Linked DNA regions of Homo sapiens: region 2 is linked to region 1. A link is a loop called in an ENCODE intact Hi-C map of the cell type or tissue named here. Cell type or tissue: heart right ventricle. All regions are shown on one strand.

Region 1 (8,000 bases):
TTTCTCACAATTCTGGAGGCTGGCAAGTCCAAGATCATGGCACTAGCAGACCCAGTGTCTGGTGAGGGCATGCTTCCTGGTTTACAGGTGGTTACCTTCTCATTATATCCTCACATGGCAGAAAGCAGACAGAGAGAAAGCTAGCTTTGTCTTCTTATAGGAGCACCAGTCCCAGCACGAGAGCTCCATGCTTACAATTGAATTACCTGCAAGAGTTCCCCCACCTAATGCCATCCCAGGAGGGGTTAGGGTCCAATATAAGAATCTGAGGGGAGGCCGGGGGCAGTGCCTCACACCTGTAATCCCAGCAATTTGAGAGGCCAAGGCCAGGGGATTGCTTGAGCCCAGGAGTTCAAAACCAGCCTGGGCAACATAGCAAGACCCCATCCCTACAAAACAATTTTTAAAATAGCTGGGCATGGTAGTGCATGCCTGTAGTACCATCTACTTGGGAGGCTGGGGTAGGAGGATCACTGGAGCCTAGGAGGTCGAGGTTGCAGTGAGCTGTGACCATGCCACTGTACTCCAGCCTGGGAAACAGAGTGAGACCTTATATCAAACAAACAAACAAACAAAAACAAAAAAAAACTTTGGGGCAAACGCAAACATGCAGTTTATAACAGTCGTTTTCTTCTTACAACTTCACATGGTCTTCCCTCCATGCACGTCTGTGTCCTAATCTCCTTTTCTTTTCTTTTCTTTTCTTTTCTTTTCTTTTCTTTTCTTTTCTTTTGTTTTTTTGAGATGGAGTCTCACTCTATCGCCCAGGCTGGAGTTCAGTGATGCAATCTTGGCTCACTGCAGCCACCACTTACTGGTTCAAGCAATTCTCCTGCCTCAGCCTCCTGAGTAGCTGGGACTACAGGTGCCCGCCACCACACCCGGCTAATTTTTGTATTTTTAGTAGAGACAGGGTTTCACCATGTTGGTCAAGCTATTCTGACCTCAGGTGATCCACCAGCCTCCACCTCCCCAATTGCTGGGATTACAGGCGTGAGCCACCACGCCCAGCCGAACCTAATCTCCTCTTCTTATGAAGACAGCAGCCATTGGATTAGGGCCCATACGTATGGCCTCATTTTACCTTAATTACCTCTTTAAAGACCCTATCTCCAAATACAGTCACATTGTTCAGTACTGGGGTTTAGGACTTCAACATAGGAATTGGGAGGGAGAAGCACACAATTCAGCCCATAACAAACACAGAGGACAAACCCAAACATAAATAATATCAGTGAGTTAATATGAAACCCATCCTTGATTTTTGCATTCTTTGCAATATATCCTTTATTCTTTTTTTTTTTTTTTTTTTTTTGAGACGGAGTCTCGCTGTCGCCCAGGCTGGAGTGCAGTGGCGCAATCTCGGCTCACTGCAAGCTCCGCCCCCTGGGGTTCACGCCATTCTCCTGCCTCAGCCTCCCGAGTAGCTGGGACTACAGGCGCCCGCCACCTCGCCCGGCTAATTTTTTGTATTTTTAGTAGAGACGGGGTTTCACCGTGTTAGCCAGGATGGTCTCGATCTCCTGACCTCGTGATCCGCCCGCCTCGGCCTCCCAAAGTGCTGGGATTACAGGCGTGAGCCACCGCGCCCGGCCTATATCCTTTATTCTTAAGTGAATATTATTCATTGAGGATGGGGGCTCTTTCCATGGAAGTGAGGCAGCATGTGTGAGAGTTTTCAGTCCAACAGAACTTATTTTGATTTGCTTCTCTGCTATGGACCACTGAAAACTTGGGCAATTACTTTGTGCCACTAAGCCTTAGTATTCTTAACTATATGAGAATAACAATAATGCCTACTTCACAGAATTACTGTGAAGATTATATGAGATAATCTGTGTGTAACAAATTTTTTTTTCTTTCTTATTCAGCAAAAGAAGCTGCCAGCAGTTTAATATAGATTACCTTTGTTCTTGTTTTGAGACAGGGTCTCACTGTGTCACCCAGGCTGGAGTACAGTGGCTCTATCTTGACTCACTGCAACCTTCACCTGCCAGGCTCAGGTGCTCCTCTTGCTTCAGCCTCCTGAGTAGCTGGGATTACAGGTGCGTGCCACCATATCCAGCTAATTTTTGTATTTTTTGTAGAGACAGGAGTCTTGCCCTGTTGCCCAGCCTGGTCTAGAACTCCCAAGCTCAAGTGATCTGCCCACCTGGGCCTCCCAAAGTGCTGAGATTACAGGCATGAGCCACCTCACCCGGCCTGTAGATTACCTTTAAATATATCTTTTTTATTATTATTATTTTGTATTTTTTTGCTCACTCCATCACCCAGGCTGGAGTGCAGTGGCGCAATCTCAACTCACTGCAACCTCCACCTCCCAGGTTCAAGCCATTCTCTTGCCTCAGCCTCCCGAGTAGTTGAGACTACAGGCACGTGCCACCACGCCCAGCTAATTTTTGTATTTTTAGTAGACACGGGGTTTCACCATGTTGGTGGTCTCGAACTTCTGACCTCAAGTGATCTGCCTGCCTCAGCCTCTCAAATTGCTGGGATTACAGGCATGAGCCACTGCGCCTGACCTGAAGATATCTTTAGAGTCTTCCTTCCTTAAATGTGGAGGCCAAAGCAATGCCGTCCTGGAGTTGACTCCATGTTGCACCATGTTGACTTCTGATTAACTCCAGTTCCAGGAACATCTCTAAAATATTGTTTATCTATTGTTCTTTGTGTGAGAGCATCTACTTACTATAAATCCTGCCCTTAGGTCAAAACAACTTTGTTGATTCATGAGTAAATCATGTGGCTAAGTTAAATCAAACCTCTCTTTTGCCTGAAATAGCCAGAAAATAAAATGTGAATTTGACTATGAGGTTTTCTTAAATTGGCCTAGTAATTTTGAATGTATTACAAGAATTGAAAAAAAGGAGACACTGTCATTTCAAAGAGTTCTTCTCTTAAGATGTAATATGAAAATATCTAACAATCTTGATTTTGCTTCCTAATTGTTCTTGTATTGATACATGACATTTGTACATATTTATGGGTTACATGTGATGTTTTGCTACATGCATGCAATGTGTAATGATCAAATCAGGGTATTTAGCATATCTATCACCTTGAAATGTATCATTTCTTTGTATTGGGAACATTTCAAATCTTCTAGCTCTTTTGAAATATAAAATGGATTATTATTAACTATTTTAAAAAACAACCTTGATGTTATTGTACTTCATTTGTCCTACATATCTTTTCTGAAGCACGAACACCCTTTCCCTGAGTACATAAGCCCTGGGTCTGGAGGGTGATGACCCAGGGATCCACCATTTTGTCTAACCGACACCCAAGACACAGACATGGCTTCTGTTGGCAAGTCCCTACTAAATATTTCTTTTTTTTTTTTTTTCTTTTTTTGAGACAGAGTCTCACTCTGTGGTCCAGGCTGGAGTGCAGTGGCACGATCTCGGCTCACTGCTACCTCTGCCTCCCGAGTTCAAGCGATTCTCCTGCCTCAGTCTCCCAAGTAGCTGGGATTACAGGTGCGCACCACCATGGCCCACTAATTTTTGTATTTTTGGTAGAGATGGGGTTTCAACGTGTTGGTCAGTCTGGTCTTGAAATCCTGACATCAGGTGATCCGCCTGCATCAGCCTCCCAAAGTGCTGGAATTACAGGCGTGAGCCACCATGCCCAGCCCTAAATGTTTCTTTCTAAGGAACTGGATTTGTCAGCCTCTTTCTTCAGCCTCTCCAAGTTTCTTTGGACTTTGGGGGATGAAGTCGCATAGACCTGTCCACCAAGGAACACCAAGGAAACATCTAGGGGCCTGACGCTTAACTGAGTGAAGGAGGTTCCCTTCAGTAGGGAGTTAGGGGCAAGTTTGCAGAGTGAGCCCAGGGATCTTCGGGTGAGGACAACTAACCCCTTTCCCCAGTCTCAAACCTTCTCCCTGGGATTTGGAGTTAGATATATTGAGGCGAATGTGGGCAACCCAGAAAGAATCCAGAGACAGGAGAAGGCAACAAACAAGTCCAAGTGGGTAAAGAGATACAGACCATGTGGCCATCCTTGGCAATAAACCAGAGGAAGAGTGTAGATGGTGATTTTGTGTTCTTTAAGTCCTGGATGCTGGAATTGGCTCTGGTCTATCTCTTAAGACCTTGAATTTGCAAAATAAGCTTATTACATTAGTAATCAAACCCTGGAGTCTCGGCTTAGCAATGACAAGAGGCCTCTGCAGAGCACAGGCATCCCCTTTCCCTGAACTGGGGAGCTGAGGCCCCACCTCTGCACTTTGCTCTGGCTCCTTCTCAGTTGAAGGGTTGGGGTGCACATCCGCACCGGATCTGCTGTTTCTCCCCACCTGGAGCTGCATGAAGGAATTAAATATAAACCTTGGACGTTTGGGCTGTGAGCTGCCTCCGTGAGCGTAACCCCAAGGGAATTGCAACCCATCCTCGGATCTCCCTACCCCCATCTGCGGCAGATTCCACTCTAGCAACAATGGTTGCTCCAGTAGCAGAGAACCGGGGCCTGGATTTGGCCACTGCCCGCCACGCCACGGCCAGCTTCTGCAGCACTCAGGCCCTTCGCTGCAGTCAACCCACTGAAATAGGTCCAAACAGTCTGAGCTTCACCTCGAGACACCTGTCAGGGCTCTTCGGCCCTAGGACACCTAAAGGCAAGGAGGATGGAGCCCCGCGGACAGGGTGATTGAACTTCTGAACTTCCAGCTCTTACCAGCAGGTGGAACCCCAAACAATGCAGTTCCAGAACAGACTGAGAACGTTGTATCCAGTAAGAGCACACAGCGCCGTCTCTAACACGCGGTAACCACCTTTAAAAATGAGTAGTTATTACGGGAAAGGTAATTATTCACGTAACAACTTCCTCTCCCCCTCACTATTTTATTTTTGCAAAATGGAAAGAAGAGAAGGAATTTCTCCCTGTTAGCAGAAGAATGAAACTCTAGTCCGGAATATGATTTTTTTCCTTAACCTTAAAGGATTGTGCAGAGGAAATGAAAAGTCCTAAAGTACCCTCCCTTTTACTTTCTCACCTCTCCTGCTACCCCTACTCCTTAAATTTCAGTTGCCTACTATAGCTATAACCATAGCAACCCAGCTGGTGGGAAATTATGGAAACTCCTACTCATTCTCCTAGATTCAGGTAAGTCTTCACCTTATCTGGGAAGGCTCCACCAGTCTCCACTTTGGCATCAGAAGAGACTATCTCACTGTTATCATGACATGGACATCCCGTGCATGCCTGTATTTGAACACTTGTCTCATTGTTTCAGAACTCTGTTGGCCTCCTTCATTACAGAATGATCTACTTGTTCATATTTGCATCCCTGGTGCAAATGTGTGGATTAGTGCCTGGCACATAGAAGCTGCTTAGTGCATTTCCCACTCGTCAATGCCAGAAACTGAAAGGAGGAGGGGTGGAGACTGTATGGCATTAGGATGGGAGGGGGAGGGGAATGAAGTGGAGTCAGAGTGGCCTAAGGGGCCCTGGCAAGACAGCCACGGAGGAGATAGGAATCATGCCCTTAGCCAGGAAAGCTGTGCCTGGAACGCAGGCTGTCCAGGGGAGCAGAGAGGGATAAGAAACTGGAGAAAAGCAGTGAAGATAGCAACCTGAGAGTATGGGGGTGGCAGGGCAGGGAGAAGTTGAAGTTCAGATCAGTCCACAGCCTTTGAAATGGGTTAGGGCAAGAGGTTCAAGACTGAGACCTGGTGAGGCCGAGTGTGGTGACTCATGCCTGTAATCCCAGCTCTTTGGGAGGCCAAGGCGGGCGGATCACTTAAGGTCAGGAGTTCGAGACCAGCCTAGCCAACATAGTGAAACCTCATTGCTAGTAAAAATACAAAAATTAGCCAGGCATAGTGGCACACGCCTGTAATCCCAGCTACTTGGGAGGCTGAGGCAAGAAAATCACTTGAATCCAGGAGGCGGAGGTTGCAGTGAGCCGAGATCGTGCCACTGCACTCCAGCCTGGGCAACAGAGCGAGATTCTCCATCTCAAAACAAACAAACAAACAAACAAAAAACAAAACTGAGACCTGGTGAAAGGGGGCTGCAGAACTTTTTAAAATGGTGTTAACTATATAGTGGAGGGGGAGATGGAGTCTGGCAGAACTGAACAGTGAAATCAGGGGAAAAAATACCTGTCCTCAATTCCTCTTCTAGTGGCTCAGGGAGGTGGGAAAGAAACAGATCCAGTATGAATACCTTGTAATCACACCTTTAACCTTTTAAACTGCTAAACGACACACATCATTTTATTTAAAAGCAATATGGACTGCTGGCCAAGCCGAGCTTGGTTCAAATCCAGCTCTTCCACTTATTAGCTATGCGAATTTAGATGTCATCTCAAGTCTCTGAGCTTCAATATATCCTACAAATAAAGGATATTAAAACCTTCCTCAAAAGACTAATGAGAAAATTTAACATAATGCATGTAAAGTGCTTAGCACAGGGCCTGACACAGGGAGACACTTAGCACTTATTCCATCCTTGGTCTGGTTCTTTTTTTTTTTTTTTTTTTTTTTTTTGAGACGGAGTCTCGCTCTGTTGTCCAGGCTGGAGTGCAGTGGTGCAATCTCGGCTCTCTGCAAGCTCCGCCTCACGGGTTCAAGCGATTCTCCAGCTTCAGCCTCCAGAGTAGCTGTGATTACAGGCACCAGCCACCACGCCTGGCTAATTTTTGTATTTTTAGTAGAGACAGAGTTTCACATGTTGGCCAGGCTGGTCTCAAGCTCCTGACCTCAAGTGATCCGCCTGCCTCAGCCTCCCAAAGTGCTGGGATTACAAGTGTGAGCCTCCATGCCCGGCTGGTTCTTTCCTTCCAGTGCCAGCCAAGAATGTGTTGTCCAAATGGTTCTTCCTGAATCCATCTAAATTGCACTAAATCTTATCATGATTTGTTTTTCAAATGGGGGGTGGAGGTTGAGTGCTCAATATGATTGCAATAATCCTTTTACAGGGTCTACAGAAGACTATATGGGTACTTGCTAACTTTTGAACTATATTCTTCTTTCTCTCATCTGTTACCTGGTGGATGTAATCTGTGCCATTTTTCCCCTGTTCTTTCACCTTTGGGTGATGAGGCAATAATCGTTGCTGCAGGAACATTCACTCAGCCAAACTATTTCACCAACATTTTGTCCTCAAATACATTCTTTGTTTCCCATGTGAAAATTGGTCTGTCTTTCATGAACAGAGATGACAATGTGATACTCTTCATCTTCAATGGGCTTTGTTAGCTTTCTTAGAATAACAATAGGTGGTGGTGAGCTGTCCACAAACTGTTTCACTTGGGATCTCAACCTTATTAGTAAGAAACGTGATTGGAAGGCTGAAGCAGTAGACTAGAAATTTGTGCAATTACAATTCCTGCATTAGCTATAAAACTGTCCCATGTCAAAGGATAGACGGGTGAACCTATAAACTGAAATTTCAAATAAGAAATCTGAAGGATGGTTCTCTTTGTATAATAACCATCTTACATAGGGAAAGAGAGAGTGATCTCCTATATATCATTAATCTCCTCTCAGCACATTGCCTGTCATTTGTCACACCTTTAGAGTAATAATGACATTGTGTAAGCACACTGGGGAATGTAAGGTGCACAAGGAGTCAGTTTTTTTTCTAACTATACTCCCAATATAGTTAGAAAATTTAAAACACTTTTCTAAATAAATACATCAATTAAGAAATTATTAGGAAACTTATTAACTATTTATGACTAAATGACAACCAAAGCACTATATATCAAAACAGATAAAGTAGTTTTTTTTGTTTTTTTGTTTGTTTGTTTGTTTTTTGAGACAGAAGCTTGTTCTGTGGCCAGGCTGGAGTGCAGTGGCACTGCAACCTCTGCCTCCTGGGTTCAGGTGATTCTCCTGCCTCAGCCTCCTGAGGAGCTGGGACTACAGGTGCACAGCACCACACCTGGGTAATTTTTGTATTTTTAGTAGAGATGGGGTTTCACCATGTTGTCCAGGATGGTCTCGATCTCTTGACCTTGTAAACCGCCCACCTCAGCCTCCCAAAGT
Region 2 (8,000 bases), 180 kb after region 1:
TAGAACAATGCATCGAACATAGTAAATGCTATATAAATGGTAGCTGTTCACAGCAAAAGTAAAAAACAAAACAGATGCGAAACTCAAGTTAAAGCCTATCTAAAACTACATCACCTCCCACATTTCCTACCCATTTTCATGCTTCATTTTAGTCCTCAGCACTTTAACATCCTCTACATTTTACATGTCTGTGTTTCTTCTTATCTGTCTCCTGCACTAAAATGGTATCTCCATGAGGACAAGGGTTTCCATGCCCTGGCAAGTAGTTGGCACACAATAGGCTGTACTACAGGGTTAGCGATCGTGTCCCTAGCTGGAGATGAAGCTCACTCTCCCAGACTCGTTCCTAGCCTTGCACCACCTGAAACAGTGGCCAGCTGTCCAGCCAGGGAAGCGGAAGCCACATGACAAAGTTCTTCCAAGGGATACTAGAAGTCTCCAAGCTGACATTCCACATGACCAGGCAGGGCAGGATTCAGGGAGGTAGCCCGCCTTTTCGAAGTACAGAGCTGAGCAAATCTCAGGGTTAGGACAGAGGGCCGCCAATGCTGGGAGCTGAGAATTCCCAACTCTGGTCCTCGTGCCTGTCTTTGTGGAGCTCTCAGGACGTACCTGGTCATCCATGGTGTTAACCCCATCCGGACCCAAGGCCTCGATGGCTTGGTTGATGAGGTCCGTCCTCCCACAGTTGAGCATGCGGAAACCCAGGTCCTGGTTGAATTTTTCAGTAGCTGCTCGGGCATCCAGCCTCCGGAAGGAACTGAAACAGTGTTCGGGTCTGCCCAGAAGAGACCCAAAGGTGCGTGTGACTGTATGCAGACAGCAACTTTCAATGATGTGACACACATGTGTGAGCTTTACGTGTAGAGTGAGGATGAGGATGGGTGGGAAGCACCAGGGAGTTATGATCAGATCAGCAATTACTGTCCCCATCATGTTCTGTCATATGAAGAGCACACATTTCTGCTTTTCTATAAGTACATTAAAAAATTGCTTGGGAGGTAGGTTCAGTGGCTCACACCTGTAATCCCAGCACTTTGGGAGGACAAGGCAGGTGAATCACTTGAGGTCAGGAGTTCAAGACCAGCCTGGCCAACATGGTGAAACCCTGTCTCTACTCAAAATACAAAAATTAGCCAGGCGTGGTAGCATGTGCCTGTATCCCTACTAATCAGGAGTCTGAGGCAGGAGAATAAATTGAACCCTGGAGGCAGAGGTTGCAGTGAGCCGAGATTGTGCCACTGTACTCCAGCCTGGACAATAGAGCAAGACTCTGTCTCAATCAATCAATCAATAAGTAAGTAAGTAAGTAAGTGTTCTGAGCCCTTGTTGCTTCAACTGGCAGAAAACAAAGACTCATGTAAAACAATCTGTTATGGGTCTGCCCCAAGCAGGAAGCAGCTCCCACCCAGACTCATGCCTCAGCACTTGGCTGTATACTGTTTGTGTTGAGCAGGCTGCACTCAGCCTATAAACGGTCACCATGGCCAGGTTCTAGTATTTAGCTCTACATTCTCTCTCTTTAAGGCTTCCTGGTGAGGCTCAGAAGTACCAAAGAGATGGTAGAGAGTAGCATAGACTGCCATTTGCAATCAACGCAACCTACAAGGAAAGTCACAGATAATGCCTGTGTTATAGGGGGCGCATCACAGACGTCCAGTTGGCAGCTTTGGTCTGGAGCCTTGGTTGGGCCAAAGTGTAGAAAATTCATGTCCTAGAATGGGGTTTGGGCCTTCCGTATGAAGACAGAGGAGGCCATAACCTGGGTTTTGGCAGAGGGTTAAAAAAAAGATATAAGGCCAGGAGCAGTGGCTCACGCCTGTAATCCCAGCACTTTGGGAGGCCAAGGTGGGTGGATCACCTGGGGTCAGGAATTTGAGACCAGCCTGACCAACATGATGAAACCCAGTCTCTACTAAAAATACAAAACTACCCAGACGTGGTGGTGCGTGCCTGTAATTCCAGTTACTTGGGAGGCTGAGGCAGGAGAATCGCTTGAACCCAGGAGGCAGAGATTTCAGAGAGCCGAGATCACACCATTGCACTCCAGCCTGGGCAACAGAGTGAAACTCTGTCTCAAAAAAAAAAAAAAAAAAAAAAAAATATATATATATATATATATATATGTGTGTGTGTGTGTGTATATAGATAGATAGATAGATAGATAGATAGATAGATAGATAGATAGATAAAAGGCTCTCATGGGCCTAGGATGGCCAGGGACGCTTCTCTAGAAAAGCTCCTCAGCAAACAAGTCTACTGTGAGAGGCATTTAGGGAAGGAAATTAGGAGCACAGGCTTGGAGGCCGTATGGACCTGGGTTCAAATCTGGGCACGGTAAAGTGCTAGCTGAGTATCTGTGGGCAAGCTACTGTTCCCCTCTGACCCTCAGCTTCTTCATCTGTAAGATGGGCATGATTGCCTCTTCCCTGCACTTGTCATGAGGACTAAGATAATGCACATAAAGAGGAAGGGCTCACAGCACCTGCACCCAGGAAGGGCTCCATGTGGTGTCAATTACAGGAACAGAGGAAAGAACGGGCCCACTTCTGCCCCTCAGTCCCCAAGTATCCCAAAGAGTTAGATGTGTGGGCTCTCCTGCCCCAGTCCCAATGTGTGTCTCCTCTGTGTAGCAGACCAGCAGCTGCAGGAGACGTTTCCAGACAGCAGCCAAAGTCTACAATAGATCTGTTCCCATACTCAGGCTTGGCCTTTGCAGAGGACACCCTTAGAACAGCTCAAATGTGCTGCAGCCCCTGCTCTCTGACCCCCGCCCAGCCATCTGGGGAAGAAGCGAGCAGAGGGGAGCCGCTGGGGGCAGGTCATGGATGCCGGGGCCCTCCCTCCTCCCTGGTTCATACTTGAGCTGCCGAGGTTCACAGTCCAGACCAGGCAGCAGCAGCCGGGCTGCCTGCCGGATGTCGCCGCTGTCCACGGTGAGGCTGCGGCGGTGCTCTGCGTAGGTGATGGCCACGCGCATCCACTCCATGAGGGGCGGCAGCAGCATGAAGGGCCTGTGGGGCAGCAGAGAGAGGGTCAGGCCTGGGGTGGGGTCCCTGCAGGGCAGCAGAGAGAGGGTCAGGCCTGGGAGGGTGCTTCTTGTGGGGCAGCAGAGAGAGGGTCAGTCCTAGGGTGGGGGGCTCCCTGCTGGGCAGCAGAGGGTCAGGCCTAGAGAGAGTGCTCCCTGAAGGGCAGCAGGGGACCCCTTAAGCACACACATGCTCACAAGTGGCAACCAAGGCTGATCACCCCTTGCAAGGGACCTGCTCTTTCTGCTCACAGAGACCCCGACTACCTGCAATGCACAGAAGGAATTTCCATCATGGGCCATTAGCAGAACCTGAGGGCCCTCAGGTGGCCCAGGGAAGGAGCAGTTCCCCAGTGTGTGGAATTGGGGACCTTTCCCCCTCCAAAGAGTTCAGTCAGGGTCGCCAAGTGTTCTTCTATGCAGAGGGGAGAGGCTGCACAGCTAAGAGTCTCACAGACCCAGGTCCAAACCCAGGGCTGCCACCAGCAGGGTCAGGTCACCATCCCCTCCGACAAGCACACTCGAGTCTGGTTCTCCATCTGTAGCACACGTGTGATACCTCCTTATGGAGGCTGTCATGAGGCCAAATGGGATGATGCATATTAGGCTGTTGTACAACATTAATGACCACTCCTTCCTCATCTGGCACCTAGACTGAGGTGGGCTGACACCACTTCGTGTGCCAGGCCAGGTTGCCCCCAGTTTGGTGCTCAGAAAAGAGTAGTGGCCTCGGCCGGGCTCGGTGGCTCACGCCTGTAACCTCAGCACTTTGGGCGGCCAAGGTGGGTGGATCACGAGGTCAGGAGATCGAGATCATCCCGGCTAACACAGTCTCTGTTAAAAAATACAAAAAATAAGCCGGGCTTGGTGGCGGGCGCCTGTAGTCCCAGCTACTCTGGAGGCTGAGGCAGGAGAATGGCGTGAACCCGGGAGGCGGAGCTTGCAGTGAGCTGAGATCGCGCCACTGCCCTCCAGCCTGGGCGACAGGGCGAGACTCCGTCTCAAAAAAAAAAAAAAAAAAAAAAAAAAGAAAGAAAAAGAGTAGCGGCTTCAAGTCCCACAGGGAGGAATGGTCCTAGCGGGTCCGAGTATCACTAAGAGCCCACAAAAGCAGGGAAAGGCGGCGGCAGGCTTAGAGCTGCAAACTCCCGGGGCGCCGCTCATGAGGCCCGCTCTGTGCCACCAGGGGACGCCATGTGCACAGCCTGTGCTGGGCCCTGACTGCGGCTCAGGCCGCGCCCGCCCCTGCCCTCGGCGAGCGGCTCAGATTCAGCTGGGGGGCGGGGACGCGTTTCTGTCCTCTGCCAGCTCTGGCAAGGCTCCGTGTTGGAGCCCCCTCAGGAGACCACTTCGCCGTCCAACAGACCTCCCCGCCACCGAGGGGCCCGGATGGCAGCCTGTGGCTTCATGACTTCGTGGGACACCCACCTGCTCTGCCCAGAATGGACGGAGCTCTTTCCCTGCTCCATCACAGGAACAAGGCAGCCCTGGAGCCCTGTCCCTCACTCATGCTGTTCTCTCTGATGACAGCCCAAAAGTCAGCCTCCCGGCTCCTGCCTGTTCCCAGCCCTTCCCGATGCCACTCTTGTCCTTCCTTACAAATTAAGCCAGGGAGCGGGCAGGCAGCCAGGGGCAGGCGGCCAGGCCTCCAGCCACCCCAACTCCCTCGGGGCTCTTGGAGCGTCCCGCCTGTGCGGTCACTGTGGTCTCTCCCCTTGACATGCAGCTAAGTGCTCCCGCCAGGGAAAAGATGTCCATTCTCTCTCCTTGGCTAGGAAGTAAGCCACCTCCAGGGAGTCAGCCTGGGCTGCCCTCGGAACCCCTATCTCAGGTCTCCAAAAGCTCGGGTCATCTCCAGAGTTCTAAAAGTTTCTTCTCTCCTTGAGGGCAAAGAATGCTTTTATTTTAAAAAGTGGCAAACAAATATAAATGCTCCTTGACTTAGGATGGGGTTACATACCAATAAACCCATAGTAAGTTGAAAATATCCTAAGCGAAAACGCATTGAATACACCTCACCTACTGAATAGCCTACCTTAAACATGCTCAGAACACCTACATTAGCCTACAGTTAGGCAAGATTATATAAGCCAAAACCTGTTTTATAATAATGTTGAACATCAGTGTAACTTACTGAATACTGTATGAAAGTGAAACAGAATTGTTGTGTGGGTACTCGAAGTAGTTTCTACTAAATGCATATCGCTTTCACACCACTGTAAAGCTGAAAAATTGTAAGTTGCACCATCATAAGTTAGGGATTTTCTGTAATCAGAAGTGATCTTAAAGGTCTTTCCTTTGGGAAGGTATTCTGATGTTCTGGTTCTGTCATTTCCAATATTCCTGGGTTTGAACCACTTAACTGGTCCACTGAGCATACCAATCTGTATGAAGGGGAGGGCCACAGGCCAGTAAAGCCTCACTATCTCTGGCCCTCAAGGACTCCCAGAACCTCACCTCACCCTATCTCCTGCCGTGACTCACCCCTGTTACCAGGACACACCACCAGCACTCATGGACCTCAGGCCCACCCTGCCTGCTCCCATCTATGCATGAGAACGAACAGCTCTCACCCCTGCTTGTCTAGATCCTATTTATCCTTCAAGACTCCATTCCAATGCCACCTGCTTCAGAAGCCTTCCCAGATTCTCTCTCCCCACCCCCCCAAAAAAAAGGGGGGCTGGGTGCGGTGGCTCACGCCTGTAATCCCAGCACTTTGGTAGGCTGAGGCAGGTGGATCACAAGGTCAGGAGTTCGAGACCAGCCTGCCCAATATGGTGAAACCCCGTCTCTACTAAAAATACAAAAGTTAGCCGGGCGTGGTGGTACTCACCTGTAGTTCCGGCTACTCAGGAGGCTGAGGCATAAGTATCGCTTAAACCTGGGAGGCAGAGATCGCAATGAGCCGAGATCATGCCACTGCACTCCAGCCAGGGTGACAGAGTGAGACTCCGTCTCAAAAAAAAAAAAAAAAAAAAAAAGAGAAAGAAATATCTTCCTGCTCTGAGATCACTGAAAACTTTCCTTTACAGCAATAGCCATGAATGCATGTTGTCTTCCTAACCAGACTGTTCCTTCTAAGCACGGGAACAATGACTTCCTCATCTCTGTATTCTCTGAAATATGACCAGCCTGGGGCCTGACATGGCAGGTCCTCAATAAATGTTCACTGAAGCCAGGCCTGCTGGCACACGCCTGTAGTCCCAGCTACTTGGGAGGCTGAGGCAGGAAGACAGGTTGAGCCCAAGAGCTGGAGGCTACAGTAAGCTATGATCGCACCACTCCCCTGCAGCCTGGGAGACAAAGAGAGACCGTGTCTCAAGAAAACAAACAAACAAACAAAATTATTAGTAGAAAGTTTTGCTGAGTGACAAAAAGTATGGATGAACATCAGTAACTTACTATAGTGTACCCAGGTTTTCAGTTATGGACCAAGTCATGTTTCTGCCCAGAAAAGAATGGTGTATAATTTTCAAGAGCCTAGTGTTGACTCATTAGAGTAGGAAGCTGAGATTCTATGGGGGGATCTTGTGTAGTCTAGGAAGAAACAACAATCTATTCATGAATTATCCCTCTGTTTATAAGAGTTCCCTTAAACATAAATGCCCAATTCCCCCCAAATATTTTTAGATTTCACAATTCTTATATTACAGGGCTGGAAGGCAAGCTTACAGACATGCTTCTATATATCAGTCCTTCTGATTGCAGGAAAAGCCTTTATTTCAACCATCAGCATTGGAGACTGAAGTGTAAACAAAAAGATAATCCGTGGATTTGCCAGCCATTCTTCCCTATTGTGGCCAACAGCCAAGACAAAGCACCACGTGTGGCTACTAAAACTCTAAGAGGGCATCTCCTAGCTGCACTAGGGGAAATCCAAGAGGGAATTCGGGAAATCATGAAGTCTAATCAGGTGGCATCTTGGTTCATCCCCCTGCCTCATGCTCCTTAGAACTCAACACTTGAGAAAATGCAGTATTGATAGTCCTGGTGGGTATACACTGGACTCACTGGGTATACACTGGGCTCATTCAGCCCTCACTTTACCATCTTGGCTGGTGAGGTGGAAAATTGAAAACTGCATTTCCCAGTCTCCTTTGCAGCTGGGATTCTGGAAATTAGGTTTTATCATTAAGATATGCTGCATGAAATTTGGTAAGTGAATGGGAGGCAGAGGCCACCTTTGTGTTCCCTTTGTCTGTTTTTGCTAGCAAACCAGGTCATGAAAACTGAGGGTTTTTTTTTCCTACAGAACATTCCAGTCCAGTTTCCACCTATCTGAGGCTTCAGAGTAGTGGTAGTGATGGTGAAATGATAAAAGCAATAGCAAAGTCTTTTTTTCTTTTTTTTAACCTCCCACCTCAGCCTCCCAAATTGCTGGCACCACAGACATGCACCACCATGCCTGGCTAATTTTTTATATTTTTAGCAGAGATGGGGTTTCACCATGTTGCCCAGGCTGGTCTCGACTCCTAAGCTCAAGCGATCTGCCAACCTCGGCCCCCAAAATGCTGGGATTACAGGCATGAGGCACCGTGCCTGGCTGCAACGCCTTCTTGATTCCAGCTTTACTCCTGAACTGCAGCTCCAGAGGTGTTGTTCAAACTCACAGTTCCAGGCGCTGTCTCAGGGAGCAGCTCCCCTAATGGGCGAGTTCGTCATTCCTGGATGCTCAGCCTACACCCTGCTCCACGAGCTCCTCCAATGATTCTGTGAACCCCCAACTCCCTGCATTAAATCATCTCCTGCTTACAATACCCAGAATGCTGCTTCCTGAATGAAAACTGATTAATACTTTCAATATACAGAAATCTAGATTAGCCCTCTGCCTCTTTCAATATACAGAAATCTAGATTAGCCCTCTGCCTCTGGGGAGGGGCTGGTGCCCACATGTACAAACAAGGCCCCCAAACTGATCCCTTCAGGCCTTACTCCTTGGTCCACCCACCTCCCCAGCCTGGGATCTGTGGGA

What was found. Peaks named below come from ENCODE experiments on the same cell type or tissue, not always from the same donor. Only the 100,000 strongest peaks of a DNase experiment are listed, where the experiment ranks them.
Region 2: a loop joins it to region 1, with 6 times the contacts of the local background. A loop is called at or near these places in 46 of 110 quality-filtered maps.

The regions. Positions count from the first base shown.
Region 1 is chr11:33,992,492-34,000,491 of GRCh38, forward strand. No RefSeq gene overlaps it. Among named protein-coding and RNA genes, the nearest start is that of CAPRIN1, 55 kb to the right of the region's middle. RefSeq lists enhancers at 3,972-4,472, 4,473-4,973. In heart right ventricle, a CTCF peak has its summit at 4,681 (motif pointing right); a DNase peak (open chromatin) is centred at 4,670; H3K27me3 peaks cover 1,973 bases.
Region 2 is chr11:34,170,294-34,178,293 of GRCh38, forward strand. It overlaps ABTB2 (ankyrin repeat and BTB domain containing 2), which reads right to left. Exons shown (of 17, transcript NM_145804.3): 4 at 2,862-3,014; 5 at 613-778. Among named protein-coding and RNA genes, the nearest start is that of NAT10, 69 kb to the left of the region's middle. RefSeq lists enhancers at 3,290-4,212, 4,213-5,133. In heart right ventricle, a CTCF peak has its summit at 4,220 (motif pointing right); a DNase peak (open chromatin) is centred at 4,218; H3K4me3 peaks cover 847 bases; H3K27ac peaks cover 603 bases.